2 separate regions of the Mus musculus genome follow, and region 1 is linked to region 2. A link is a contact called in ENCODE Hi-C or POLR2A ChIA-PET data. All regions are on one chromosome and are shown on one strand. Each heading gives the region's core, a stretch centred on a gene start or an enhancer-like site at or near the end of the contact. The rest is flanking DNA. Distances are from core to core; before and after follow the strand shown.

The links. Hi-C counts contacts between places; a loop is a spot of excess contacts on that map. ChIA-PET counts read pairs that join two places held with the same protein, here RNA polymerase II (POLR2A).
Region 1: POLR2A ChIA-PET joins it to region 2 with 12 read pairs in embryonic stem cell. The contact joins the promoter of Shc1 here to the enhancer-like site in region 2. A Hi-C loop is called at or near these places in 1 of 37 maps with a recorded cell type or tissue (heart). POLR2A ChIA-PET finds 5 or more read pairs at or near these places in 4 of 5 experiments (Patski and embryonic stem cell).

The regions. Positions count from the first base shown.
Region 1 is chr3:89,419,992-89,427,047 of GRCm38, reverse strand. It overlaps Shc1 (src homology 2 domain-containing transforming protein C1), which reads right to left and starts at 5,427. Exons shown (of 12, transcript NM_001113331.2): 1 at 4,703-5,427; 2 at 4,052-4,122; 3 at 3,477-3,540; 4 at 3,232-3,351; 5 at 2,805-2,858; 6 at 2,442-2,493; 7 at 2,156-2,282; 8 at 347-533; 9 at 191-260; 10 at 1-109. The coding sequence starts at 5,197.
Region 2 is chr3:89,376,388-89,382,966 of GRCm38, reverse strand. It overlaps Dcst2 (DC-STAMP domain containing 2), which reads right to left. Exons shown (of 15, transcript NM_001370853.1): 15 at 5,324-5,537. The coding sequence ends at 5,516. It overlaps Zbtb7b (zinc finger and BTB domain containing 7B), which reads left to right. Exons shown (of 3, transcript NM_009565.5): 2 at 1,452-2,623; 3 at 2,973-5,323. The coding sequence starts at 1,458. The coding sequence ends at 3,441. Among named protein-coding and RNA genes, the nearest start is that of Gm15417, 12 kb to the left of the region's middle. Within about 2 kb of position 5,051, at least 1 of the 3 ENCODE cell types and tissues checked has a DNase peak (open chromatin) inside an H3K27ac peak, as active enhancers do; it is heart, where a contact is called at or near this core.

The sequences.
Region 1 (7,056 bases), core at 4,178-6,677, 44 kb before region 2:
GCACTGCCATTAAGAGAAGGATTTGGGGGCCCAGCCCCACCCCCAGCCTGCCGGGCCTTGTCTAGATTCTGGATGTTGACATAGGAGGGGTCATCGAAGAGTTCTCTGCCTGTTAAGGAAAAAAAGACAGCATCAATCCCAGCCCCGCCTTCTGTACTCATCTCTGTCCGTATCAGCAAACTGTGCTCACCTGGGCAAGGCGGCGGAGGCAACATCTGTTTACGGACTTCATGGTCTCCTGCAGCATGCTGCCCTATAGGCTACAGAAGAAGAAAATTGGGTGAGACCAAGGCCCTAGCCAGCCATTCCCACCCTGGTCTTAAGCATCTCCATCCTGGCTCCTTACCAGTGTAGCTCCCAAGTGGCTGGACATCTGGGCACTAGGCAGAGTGGGTCGAGCAGCCCCTTCCCGAAGCCTCATATCTACCACCCCACCAAGAGGGGGTTCCTTCCCTGGAAAGTCATTGTAGTACTGATGGTCAGGGGGCTCTTCTTCCTCCTCATCCCAAGCTGAGCCATCAAAGCCAGCCATCCTGAAAAGAGAAGGATGAGAGAAGAGGCAGGTGTAAATCTCTAGCTAGGAGACCCAGGAAGGGAGAACAGTGATCACATACTAGGCACATACTATGGCTCAGCTCTGAGGCCTGATGTTATAACCCTGTAAGGCTGGTATTCCTTCCACAACTTAAGAAACAGCAATAAAAATTGGGGGTGGACCTTTAATCCCAGCACTCGGGAGGCAAAGGCAGGCAGATTTCTGAGTTCAAGGCCAGCCTGGTCTACAAAGTGAGTTCCAGGACAGCCAGGGCTACACAGAGAAACCCTGTCTAGAAAAACAAAAAAGGGGAGGAGAGATACACACAAGATCTCTTAACTGAAATTAAGAAATTAACTCTCACTTTTGACAGCTATGCGACCTCCTCAGAGGCGTGGAAGCACTATCAAACAAAGCAGATGTCCAGAAGGATTTCACAAAGGGCCTGGTGGGTCACACTGATAATCTCTTGAGACTTGAAGAAAGAAGCCTGGGGACTCTCCGGTAAGAGATGCTGGGACTTGGGAAATAGCTCATTTCCTAAAGTGTGAGGATCAGAGCTCAGATCACCAGGATCCGTGTGTAAGCCAGGCCACCTGTACAGTGGTGGCCACCTGTAATCCCAGCACCCTTGAGGCAGAGACAGGATCCAGAGCAAACTGGCTGCTGCTAGCCCTATCTGACAAGCTCCAGGTCAGAAGGAGATCCTGCCTCAATAAAGTGTGCCGCACCAGAGGAAGACACCTACATCAACTTCAAACCTCTGTACCCACACACAACATAGGCCCCACATGCACACATACACACATACACACACACACACACACACACACACACGTACAAAAAAAAGAAAAAAGTTTTTCTCTTAAACCAGATTTTTTTTCTTTTCTCTCTAATTCTTCCCCCACCCACCCCCTTCTTTCTTCCTTTTTCTCTTTTTTTGTTGGTTTCTCTATGTAGTGCTGGCTGTCCTGGAACTCCCTCTGTAGACCAGGCTGGCTTCAAACTCAAACATTCTACTGCCTCTGCTTCTTGAGTGCTGGGATTAAAGACATGATTACAGTCCAGATACCATAATGACCTTCAGAGGCAGGAGAACACAGAACAATGAGTGGGGGAGCAAGTGCTCCGGGGTTAACCACTGCTGATCTTGCAGAGGACCCAGGTTTGGTTCCAAGCACTCACGTGGCAGCTCACAACCACCTGGTATTCTACTCCCAAGGGACCCAATGCCCTCTTCCGGCTTCCATTGGCACTGCATACACTCGTATACATGCAGTAAATTACACATATGATAAAATAAAAATAAATCTTTAAGAAAAATGAAAGTGTACAAGAACACAGGGATCGGCCAAAAATGAACAACTTGAGAATTCAATGTTCATTCAGCCAGAAAAAGCAGTCTAGTGGGAGGTGCTGGGCTGTAACTCCACCCTAGGCAAACAAAAGGAAGAAACTGTCCCTGCAGCAGGCATGGCCCTCAGGTCTCTTGATGAGCCACTGGAGAGCTGACACAGCAGAGGAGGGACAAAGGGTCACACAGGTCATTACCTTTTCTGAACCCCTTGGAACTCAAGCATGGGAAGACACTTCCTGCCTCGCCCTCTCCCACCAGCTCACCTGTCATGGGGGGTGACCAGCTTCGGTGGATTCCTGAGATACTGTTTGAAGCGCAACTCAAAGGCCTGCCCGATGGTGCTGATGACATCCTGAGCAAGCCCTTCAGGACACTCCAGGATATGGCAGGCTGGGACACAGTGGAGACCACCAGTGAGCTCTGAGGCAGGGGGCTGGCATGACCTGTGGGAGGGAGCCCCCACCCAAGTCCCTCCCAGCAAGGGAACCCTATCAAGTGTAACTGCTTTTCAGATAACTGGCCCCACCCAGTGCTGCCCGCAAGCCTCACCTCTCTGATTCACAGGGTCTTTGGCAACATAGGCAACATACTCAGCTGTGTCCTGGAGAGGGTAGATTCAGGAGACCAGTTAGCTAGAGTTTACAACTCCTGATCCACTAAGACTCTGTCCCTTTCAGACATTTCACAACCCTTGCACCCTACTTCTTTAGCCAGTATCTTCTCTCTCCCTCCCTCTTTTGGTTTTTCAAGGATTTCTCTGCATGGCCCTGGCTGTCCTGGAACTCAAGAGAGTCACCTGTCCCGTGAGTGCTGGGATCAGTGTGTGCCACCACACTCAGCCTCTAGCAAGCATCTTTCTAGCCCCATGTCTCTTCTTCCCCACCCCAGTCTTTCCTCTGGTCCCCAACTCACCGGATCCCCACCGGACGCGAAAGAGATAGATTGCATGTGATGGTTGGCAATGATCTGATGAGGGTGGGGATGGAGAAGGAGGGGATGGTAAATGTCAGGCAGCCTCAGGGCTTGTGGCCCACCCCAGTGCAGAACCTTGGAGCCCCAGGCTCATTCTCTTGGTCTTTTACCCAGTGTTCTCCTGATTTCTTTCTTCTTTTGGTGGGGTGAGGTGCAAGGTCTCACTGTGTAGCCCTGACTGGAACTCAAAGGCATTCACCTGCCTCGGCCTCCTGAGTGCTGGGATAAGGGTGTCACTATCCTTAACCTTTCTAATTTCTTCCTCCTCTACTGTCCAGTTGTTCCTGAGAGCTCCGAGCTTTTGGTCTCTGATTCCCATTTGATGCTCCCATAACTATCTCTGGTCCCTTTCAGCAGCCCTACCTACCTGTTTGCAGTCGGCTGCCATGAGGTTAAGGCTGCTGGTAGACACAGTGAGAGTGATTGGCATTCCAGCAAACTTCAGGTTACTCCTCCCCAGGATGGAGCTGAGTGGGCGGCTACAAGGCTAAGAAAGGGCCCAGAGTCTCAGAATCTGAGCTTTCCCAGCCTGAGGAAACACCTGTCCCATCCGCTATGTCCTGAAGTGCCTTCCCCCTGCCTCCAATACCCAGCCCCAACCACCACATATACCTTTCTCCTCCTTGTCGCCCCTTTGGCACCAGGCACAGCTTCACACACCAAACTGATGGCCTCCCTGGAGAAACAGGAGTACTCAGACCCACCATGGGCTGCCCCCCTGGCTGGGGCCGCCACAGAGCTGGGGGAAGGGAAGACCAGGCCAGACTCCCAGAGCACTCCAGGCTCTTTGTCGTGGTGGATTGAATTAAGGGCCTTTAATATTTGATGACACCGAGGGGCCGCTTCCTGGCTGATTGGGTTAGGGCTTCAATGGCTATAGCCCCACCTCTTCCCAGCCACCGAATGTTCCATTCCCTTCCCCAAAGCATCAGCAACCTCCTACCCCTGCCTTTTCTAGCTCATCTTCCCGCAATCTCCAAGGCTGGATAGAAAGGGAAGGTGTGCTCCAGACCAGAGCTGGCTCTTTTTAGTCAGACTTACTTCTGTGACTTTCAATTCTCTCACCGCCCATGAGAAGTCACCATCAGAAACACCATCAAATGCCCAACTTCCTCCTCCCCCTTACTGAGACTTCTGTAACTTCAGTAATCTTAAGACTACAGCAATATACCCGCCTTCCCACTAACCTGGTGACCTGAGTCCGGGTATTGAAGTCAAGGGCTCGCATTGACTGTAAGACCTCCACACAGCCCATGTACTGTAGGGGAAGGAGGGAAGAATGGATCAGCTGACCCCATCCCCCACCCCACACTTGCAAGCCCTTTGCAGAAGGTTCTAGGGCTTTGCCTTATATAGTCCTTACTTCCTAAGGAAAGTAGATTGAAGTAGCCTTCCTACTGCCTGGGGCTTCCACTTCATAGGTGTATGGCAAAGGGGAAAAAGGGAAGAAAGACCACAAAAGAGGAACTTCGTGCACCATGGGGGGACTGCGAGAGGAGTAGCAAACATTGAGTGGGATGGAGTGACATCTCTGGAAAAGGGAGGAGTCTAGAGGGAATAATCAAGAAGTCATTTTCATTCAACTTTTACAGAAAGCCTCAGATGTGCTTGGGCACTGTGTGAACTGGGGGGGTGGGGGGGGGGGTTGGGACCAAAGGAGGAAAGGCAGAAGATTCACAGGCTAAATTAAGGGCAGAGACCTGAAGAAGGAATGCACCAGGTCTAAGAACTGAGAGAATGGCACAGATGTTGCTGGGGGAAGAGCAGGGAGTCCCTGGCAAATCTGGAGTGAGCAGAGGAACTGGACGGGAGGGAGTGGGAGGGGGGTATGCACTCACCCGAACCAAGTAGGAAACCCCAGGTCCCATGACTTTGTCGTTGGGATGCAGCCAGCCTCGTGTGGGCTTATTGACAAAGCTCCCGTGTCTGGTCCACTCCTCGCCCCCCAGCTGGCCCCCTTCTACCCGAGTCCTGCGCCCGCCGCCTCCACTCAGCTTGTTCATGTCCTGGAGGAGGGGCAAGAGGCCTGAGTCCCGAAGGGCTGCCCCTGCACTCCCTTCCCCATCTTCAGCAGCCTTTCCTGGCTCCCCTTTAGGCCCCAGGCGCCCCCCAGCAGGATTGGCCAGCTTCAGGTTGCTCATCCGGGGAAAGAAGGAACACAGGGTAGTCGGACTATCGTCCCCCGGCAGAGGAGGCAGAATGGGTCCCAGGGATGAAGCTGATGGGGAAGGTAGCTCCTCCGGAGGGGTAGACCCCGAAGCCCCCTCCTCCAGCGATGACAGAGACTCATTCCGAAGTGGGTTGTACTTCGGCTTGGGGGGTAGAAGATCCATGGCTGGGGTGAGAAGAGGGGCTGCTGCCCAGCCCGGCCCCCCTGCCAATTCAGGCAAGGGGGCCAGGCAGGGGGCATCCCCAGGCCCTTAGCCTAGTCTGACCTCGGCAGCCCGGTGATAACAGATGACCTGGGGAGGCGAAGGACAAGTGACCTCTGCTCTCCCAACTCAGACCTAGACAGTTTGAGAGCACATCCTTGCACAGCCCAGCTAGGAAACCTCTACTGGCTGAGGAGTACAGGCTGGACCCAGAGCTTACTGGCTCCTCCCCAGAGGCGGGGAACTAAGGAGAGAGACCAATCCCCAGGACAGTGCTGACTCACAGGCTCAGAGGGGCTGAGACACCTCCCCACACAATTTGTGCAAGCCAGGCCACTCTCCCAGCCCAATACAAACAACTGTCTGGGAAGGAGGAGGTGCCCGGCGCGAAAAAAAGATGGAAAAATAAGCAAAAGAGAAAAAAGAAAGGAAGGAGTTAAGAGAAACTCTGGACCAATCCAAACCGACGTGGGCAAGCCAAAGAGAGCAGGAAGACAGGAAGGGATAGAGAGGAAACAGAAGCTGCTGGGCGGGGAGGGGAAGGGGGGAGATGTCCCCCAGAGTTTAGCATTTCCTTTCCAGTCCTGGCTGAAGACGTGACTAGCCCCCTAGCCCAGACAGCCCAGACCACTCCCATCCCCACCATACAGTGAGTGAGGTGGTAGCTCCAGGGAACCTGGGCCATTAGCATCCTCCACCACAACAGCTGTGGACCACAGTAGAGAACCAGGGAGAGAAAGTAAGTCCCAGTGGATATAGTGCAAAGCCAAGAGGAAAGACAAGCTAAAATGGGAATAAAGGCCAATTTATTGGTGGTACATCAGGGGGCTACCAGACAAGAGCTAGAGCAAGCCTGTTTCTACAAGTCACCAAGGACCAACAGACTTGGGGGGTGGGAGTAGGGCTTCCCCAGAGGGTACAGAGACATGCAGCCACCCCTCGGACCTACAGATATATTGTTACTCCTTACAGGCAGTAAACCACCTGACAGTGTACCTCAGGCTAGTGGAGGAGTTGGCCTTGGAGGTAGGGGAAAGAAACAGAACTGGTGCCTACAAGCCACAAAGGGATAATAGGGTCATAAACAAATCTGTGTTAATAAAGACAGGAAGGAGAAAGGGATATTAGAAGTTGGAGTCTGGCCATAAGTGCATAATAATACCAAACCCATATTTCTTTGCCCACAGTTTCCTGCCACAGCTCTGCTTAAGGCCATTCAGGAACTTAAAGAAAGTGACCAATCAAAATAGCTCCAGAATAAACTATCGCTTTATTCCCTTAAAAAAAAAAAAAAAAAAGTAGCTGGGTGTGGTGGTGCACCCTTTTAATCCCAGCAGAGGCAGGTGGATTTCTGAGTTCGAGGCCAGCCTGGTCTACAAAGTGAGTTCCAGGACAGCCAGGGCTATACAGAGAAACCCTGTCTCGAAAACCAAAAAAAAAAAAAAAAAAAAACCAAATACAAGAAATAAAAGATACTTTTTGCTTATTTGTTTTTTCAAGATAGGGTTTGTCTATGTAACAACACTGACTGCCCTGGAACTTGCTTTGTAGACCAGGCTGACCAGGATGGCCTGGAACTTACAGAGAACCAATCACCGGGGTTTGCCTCCACTTGCCTAACCGCTGCTGTGGCTGCGGAGGTTGCTCAAAGTGTCTACCTTCAGACCTCTTCAGCAGCACTTAAAGCAGTTTAAATACCACCCTTCATTCTCTCCCCTGTGCTTAGTCCCCATCCCAGGAAAGCTGTTACTGAATACCACATCTCTTCCTGAAAAGAAATTCTGTCATTCTGTTTGCTAAGACCTCAGCTCTTACACTCC
Region 2 (6,579 bases), core at 3,802-6,301:
CTGACTCCAGAGCCCAGAGCTGTTGCAGTCTCTAGTAGCTCTAGACTAACAAAGTATCAGGACTGACCTGCCTGCCGAGCGAGCCGTTGTAGCTGTGCTTCCCAGCCCCGGGTTGGTTTTTGTGTTGTGTTTTCTGTTTGGGTTTTTGATTGGTTGGTTAGTTTGTTGGTTGTTTCTGGTTTTTGTTTGTTTGAGACAGGGTCTCCTGACATAGCCCTGGCTGTGCTGGAACTTAACTATGTAGACCAGACTGACCTTGTACTTGTAGAGACCCGCCTGCCTCTGCCTCCCAAGTGCTGGGATTTAAGGCGTGCACCACTATGCCTGGTGTTCCCAACCCCTTCTTGTGTAACAGGAAAGTATAGGCCACACCAGGGACTGAGCTCCTGCTGTGTGTTAGGCACTGGGCCGTACCTGACTGCTTTTACCCCCTCACTATAATGACTTGTTCAAGGTCATTCAACTAGGCCACTCCACAATCCTTTCCTACCCCCTATGACGAAGGTGGGCCAATGACCTCTGGAGAGGAAAGGCATGCTCTCCTGGGATGAGAGGGGAGAGAGATAGAGAGGGGGGGAGGGAGGGAGGAAGGGAGAGAATAGTTTAAGTGGGGAGGGGAGAGGAGGGGTGGGACTTAGCTTTTTGACAGTGATGCTTATCTGTGAGGGTACAGGAAGTACCTGCCCAGTGACACCCCAGCATAGGGTAGCTGTTCCTTGGCCCATGCGGGAGGGAGGATGTGGGGAGCGGGGATCTTGAAGGAAAGATGAACTTTTGGTGGCTGGGGAATGTAGCTTGGGGAGGGGCATGGGGGGAAGAGGGTGGCTTCTTTTGTTTGTTGGGTGTACTATGCTTGTGACAGAACCCAGCCAGGCCTGGCCTCTCCCAGAGCTATGGGGAGGCTCCACTACACATTTTTCTGATGACAAACACGGGTCTTTTAGTCAGTTTTTCTTGAAGCCTAAACCAGGACTCCAGTACCTAGCCTCCCAGACCAGAGCATCTTCTAAAGGGATCAGGGGATGGGAACAATGAAATGCAAGTCTGCCTAGGATCACAGGAAGGGGGGGCCTGCAGAAGCAGGGTAGAGCCATGTGAGAACCAGGAAGGTGGTCTGGATCTGCTGACTCCGAGTGACCCTATTCACTTGGCACTGCACCCGGAAAGCCAGTTGCTTCGTCTGTCTGAACCGCAGTTCCCTTGTGCATGACATGAAAGGTGGTTTGGGAGGGTATGGGCCAGAATAAGCACTCGCGCTCTTTTAAAGATTTATTTAATTTACATATATGAGTACATCACCATTGGTCTCGTCAGACACACCAGAAGAGGGCACCAGACCCCATTACAGATGGTTGTGAGCCACCATGTGGTTGCTGGGAATTGAACTCAGGGCCTCTGGAAGAGCAGTCAGTGCCATCTCTCTTAACCTCACCCTCTACTTGACCCTGCAGGAGAAGATGGGGAGCCCCGAGGATGACCTGATTGGAATCCCATTCCCAGACCACAGCAGCGAGCTCCTGAGCTGCCTGAACGAGCAGCGCCAGCTGGGCCATCTGTGCGACCTCACCATCAGGACGCAGGGTCTTGAGTACCGCACCCACAGGGCTGTGCTGGCTGCCTGTAGCCACTACTTCAAGAAGCTCTTTACGGAGGGAGGAGGGGGAACCGTGATGGGAACAGGGGGTGGTGGGACGGCTTCTGGGGGAGCAGGGGCCGGTGTGTGTGAGCTGGACTTTGTAGGGCCAGAGGCCCTAGGTGCCCTGCTCGAGTTTGCTTACACAGCCACACTGACCACCAGCAGCGCCAATATGCCGGCTGTACTCCAAGCTGCTCGGCTACTGGAAATCCCGTGTGTCATCGCTGCTTGCATGGAGATTCTACAAGGCAGTGGGCTGGAAGCCCCCAGCCCCGATGAGGATGACTGTGAGCGAGCCCGACAGTACCTGGAGGCTTTTGCCACTGCCACCACCACAGCCTCAACCTCAGGAATGCCCAACGGTGAAGACAGCCCTCCACAGGTGCCCCTCCTACCGCCGCCGCCACCGCCACCTCGACCTGTTGCCCGTCGCAGCCGCAAACCCCGGAAAGCTTTTCTTCAAACCAAAGGGGCCCGAGCAAACCATCTGGTCCCTGAGGCACCCACAGTACTCACCCATCCCTTGACCTACGAAGAAGAAGAGATGGTTGGTAGATTGGGTAACAGTGGGGGCAGTGGGCTCGGAGATAGCTATAGTCCTCCTACAGGTGCCGCCTCACCTGCCGAGGGGCCCCTGAACTATGAAGTCTTTGAAGGTGAGGAAGAAGAGGAGGAGATGGCATACCCCCCAGGCTACGGGCTAGCCCAGAGTAATGAGCCCTCGCTATCACCAGAGGAGCTGGGCTCAGATGAAGATCCCATCGACCCCGACCTGATGGCTTACCTAAGTTCGCTGCACCAGGACGCCCTGACACCAGGCCTGGATGGCCAAGACAAGCTGGTGCGTAAACGCCGTTCACAGATGCCCCAAGAGTGCCCAGTCTGTCACAAGATAATCCACGGGGCAGGCAAACTGCCTCGGCACATGAGGACCCACACTGGTGAGAAGCCCTTTGCCTGTGAGGTCTGCGGCGTCCGCTTCACCAGGTGAGCACCAGGTGGGGACAGCCCAGAATGGGCTGAGGGTGGCTGTACAATGATTGGTGTGGGGGCCAGCTCTCTGGTGGGTTCCTAGAATGAGGTGGGAGGCCAAAAGAGGCAAACAAGGGCATGCTCGGGAGTGGGCTAGTTCCCAAGAAGATTGAACTGGAAGCAGAGGAGCTCATAGTGCCAGGGCCCATTGAGCTAAGGGCTAATCAAAAAGGGTCTCCTGGGGCAGCAATGGGGAAACCGCAGTGAGGAACAAGGGTGGGTCAAGGCCCGGGGGCGTGGCTAAAATGCCCTGGGGATCCTATCCTGAATCCTGAGTGTCTGCCCTTTCCCCTGCTCGTACTAGGAATGACAAGCTGAAGATCCACATGCGGAAGCACACAGGAGAACGCCCCTACTCGTGCCCCCACTGCCCAGCCCGCTTCCTGCATAGCTACGACCTCAAGAACCACATGCACCTGCACACCGGGGACCGGCCCTATGAGTGCCACCTGTGCCACAAGGCCTTCGCCAAGGAGGACCACCTGCAGCGCCATCTCAAGGGTCAGAACTGCCTGGAGGTGCGCACCCGAAGGCGCCGCAAGGATGACGTGGCAGCCCCTCACTACCCACCGCCCTCGACCACCACCTCATCCCCTGCTGGCCTCGACCTTTCCAATGGCCACCTGGACACCTTCCACCTCTCTCTGGCTCGATTCTGGGAGCAGTCGGCCACCACGGGACCCCCAGTCACTACACAAGGGCCCCCTGAGGAGGAGGAAGAGGAAGGGACACCCACCACACCACAGGCCGAAGGTGCCATGGAGTCCTCTTAAAAGAGGGATGAATGGGCAGGCTGGAACAGCCTGGGACACCACGCCAAGCAACGGGGAGCACATAAAACAAGTGGTATCGGGGTCGGGGGTGCTGAACCTTGTTGGTATCAGAATCGAACGCCTCTTCCCCCCAGAGCCTTCATTCCAATTACAAGCTGAGGTTTTGGGGCACAAGCTCTCTAGATTGGGGTGATCACCCAAGGAGTTAAACATGAAATATATGTCTGTTTGTCTGTCTGTGTGTGTATATATATATGTGTGTGTGTGTGCACGCGCGTGTGTGTGTTACACACACTCTCTGCACACACACACATATATATACACACACAATAAAGGTGGGTCCCTGTCCCCAGCCACTACTGGGGAATTGAAGCAATAATCTATCTCTGATTTGTGGGGTCCCACTTCGGCTATGCGGGTTTCTAGGAGGCTGGGGCTTAGGACCAAATCCTTGCTCTACTCCCATGCCCCCTGGGTTTTGGCTGTGAAGGGGTGGACTGCCCCTCCCTTCCGAGACCCCTCCTTCCTGGTTTCTGTTCCTTTTTCCTGGCCGTAAATTATGCAAAGGGGGGTGGCAAAGGAAGGGTAAGAGGGGGGAAACAAGGTAGAGGCTTGAAAGACTGGGGTGGCGGCGGTGGGGACTGGGCCTGTAAGGACGGAGCCATCCCAGTCCCCCTCCACCCAGTTCCAACGCTGAGTCATGGGGTCCTGGAGAAGAGGAGGGCAGGGTGGCCTGATTGGCTCGCCCGCCCCTGGGGGTAGCAGAAGGTCTCCGCCCAGCTAAGGGAGCTCTCCACCTCTTCCCTCCCGCGTCCCGGGGCAGGGAATGTCTTGTTCCTGGCGCTCCCTCCCTGGGGCCAGAGGGCAGGGCGGGCCGGGCGTCTTACCCTCTTCTCCTCCCTACCTCCCCGCCCAGGTGCAAGCGGGAGCCGCCTCTGCTGCTTGCTGCCCCTGACTCACGCCGCCCCCGGGCTGGCGGGCGCTGGGTGTGGGATGGGGTGAGGGGTTGAGGTAGCCTTGTAGGGAGCGGACAAGCTAGCGCCATCTGGTGGCCATGCCCTGTAAGGGCGAGCGCTACCCCCCAACCCCACCCCCCAGCGACCACTTTTCATGAGCTAGGGTCACACCCAGCCATCTAGGCCTGTGAACGGGTGCCCCCTTGCCAACATGGTGGCTAGGCAAGGCAACTCACTTGCCCCTGGGAAAAGTGAGCTGCGGAGCAGACCCAGAGGTAAGGGAACCTTTCCTCAGACCTTGCCTGGCACTCTTAGGACTGAGTCCACCCCCGTTCTGTACATAGCCTCTTCTGATGGTCTTGTTGAAATCCAATTTCACATTTTTAACTATCAGTTTTCCTGGGGTGGGGAAGAGTCTTCACCCCACCCCTTCCTCGCTGGGTGCTGGACCCCCATTGCGGCCTGGGCTCTGCCTTGCACTATTTACCCCTTTGGCCTAGTGGCCCTTCCCCCTCCTGGAAAGGGGCAGGTTCAGGGGCCCGGTGCTCTCCTCTCCCCATGCACCTCCATGCCCATTTGCACAGCTGCCCAGGTACCCCCAACAGTGGGGAAGGGCCACACAGGGAGGGGTGGCGGGACCAGTCCCTGTATCTATTTAAAAAGTGATGATGTAATATATTAGGAGGGAGGTCAGGTACCCTGGGCCTCATCTTAGCATTTCAGGTGATAGGGGAGCCCAGGGCTGGAGAAACCTGGGGCTTAGTCCCAGAGAGTGGAGACAGTGGCCTCCACTCTCTCTCCTTGTGGCTTCCCCACTCAGTGCCTTAGTGGGGGAACGCATTCCCCTCCCCCATTCCCTTCATCTACCCCTGCCCCTGCCTCGGGTGTAAGTGACAGGAAGAAATAATAATAATTTAAGATTCATATTTGTGTCCACTTTTGGTTCCTTTATTGGGGGAGGGGGGCGGCAGTGGGAGGGGTCGGGAGGGTCTGAGGCTGGGGAGGGGTCTTGTTTGGGGACAGGGATTTCCGAAGTGGTGCCTGGGGTTCTGGGAGAAAGGGGAGGCCCACAAAGCCAGATGAGCTTCTGGGAGATGCTGTGGACGCTTCCTCTGAAGTCACTGCTTTCTGTCCTGGTTCCTGGGAGGAGAGGAAGGACCAGTAAACTCAAAGTCACTGGTGGGTAACCTCTGCCACCGTCCCAGCTCGGGCCCTAACTGCCGCCCTTCTGGCATCCATCCCAGTTCTTCCTTTCCTCTCTTCTTTGTTTTTATAACTCTGTCTCTGTTTTGTTGAGACGGGGTTTCTCTGTGTAGCCCTGTCCCTGTAGACCAGACTGGTCTCAAACTCACAGATCCGCCTGCCTCTGCCTCCCAAGTGCTGGGATTAAAGGCGTGCACTACCACCTAGTGCTCTGAGGACCTGGCAACTGGAATACCTCTCTCCAACCCAGCCAGGGTATCAGCAAATTGCCCCGACTGCTCAAAGGCGATTGTCTCTGTTCCCGAAATTACTCATCCGTTCTTCTCTCCTACCGACCCAGAAAAAGACTTCAACTCTCAAACTCGTGGCTACCATATTTACAAGAGGAAAACAATGGGATCAGCCTTCCAAAAGCTGAGAGAGGACAGTCACTATACATTTCAAACCAACCTGGCCTACAATATTGAGGCCCTGTCACCAAAGGCAAAAAAAAAAAAAAAAACCTCCTCTGACTAAGAACAAAGGCTTCACTATCACCTGCCCCTTAACTCTACCTGGAAGTCCCTCAGCCTCCCAGGGCCAGTTTCTTTGCACTCTTCCTCACAGCAGACATTTCATTCTCTACCACCCACTCTGAAAACTATGTCACTCCCAGACACCTCTCGGGTCTCAGCAGGTGTCCTTGCCTCCTACTCCCTAGAGAAATTGAGGCTGGAGCAGTCTGCAGTCTGTTTAGAAGGGTCTCCACTCTTCAGTCTCAGAGCAGCCCCTCTGGCTACCTCATGCACCATTGCCTGGCCCAGCTCTTCCTCTGGTACCTTAGTCCAGGGCTGGAGGTTGAGCTTGTGCTCTCACAAGCACTCTGCTACTACACTGCATTCATAGACTTCAATGCTCTTTTCCATCTCCTAAATGTACTGGGATGCAGAAACACCTGTTGGTGCCGTGTACCTTGTATGTGAAGCCAATTCTTTATCAT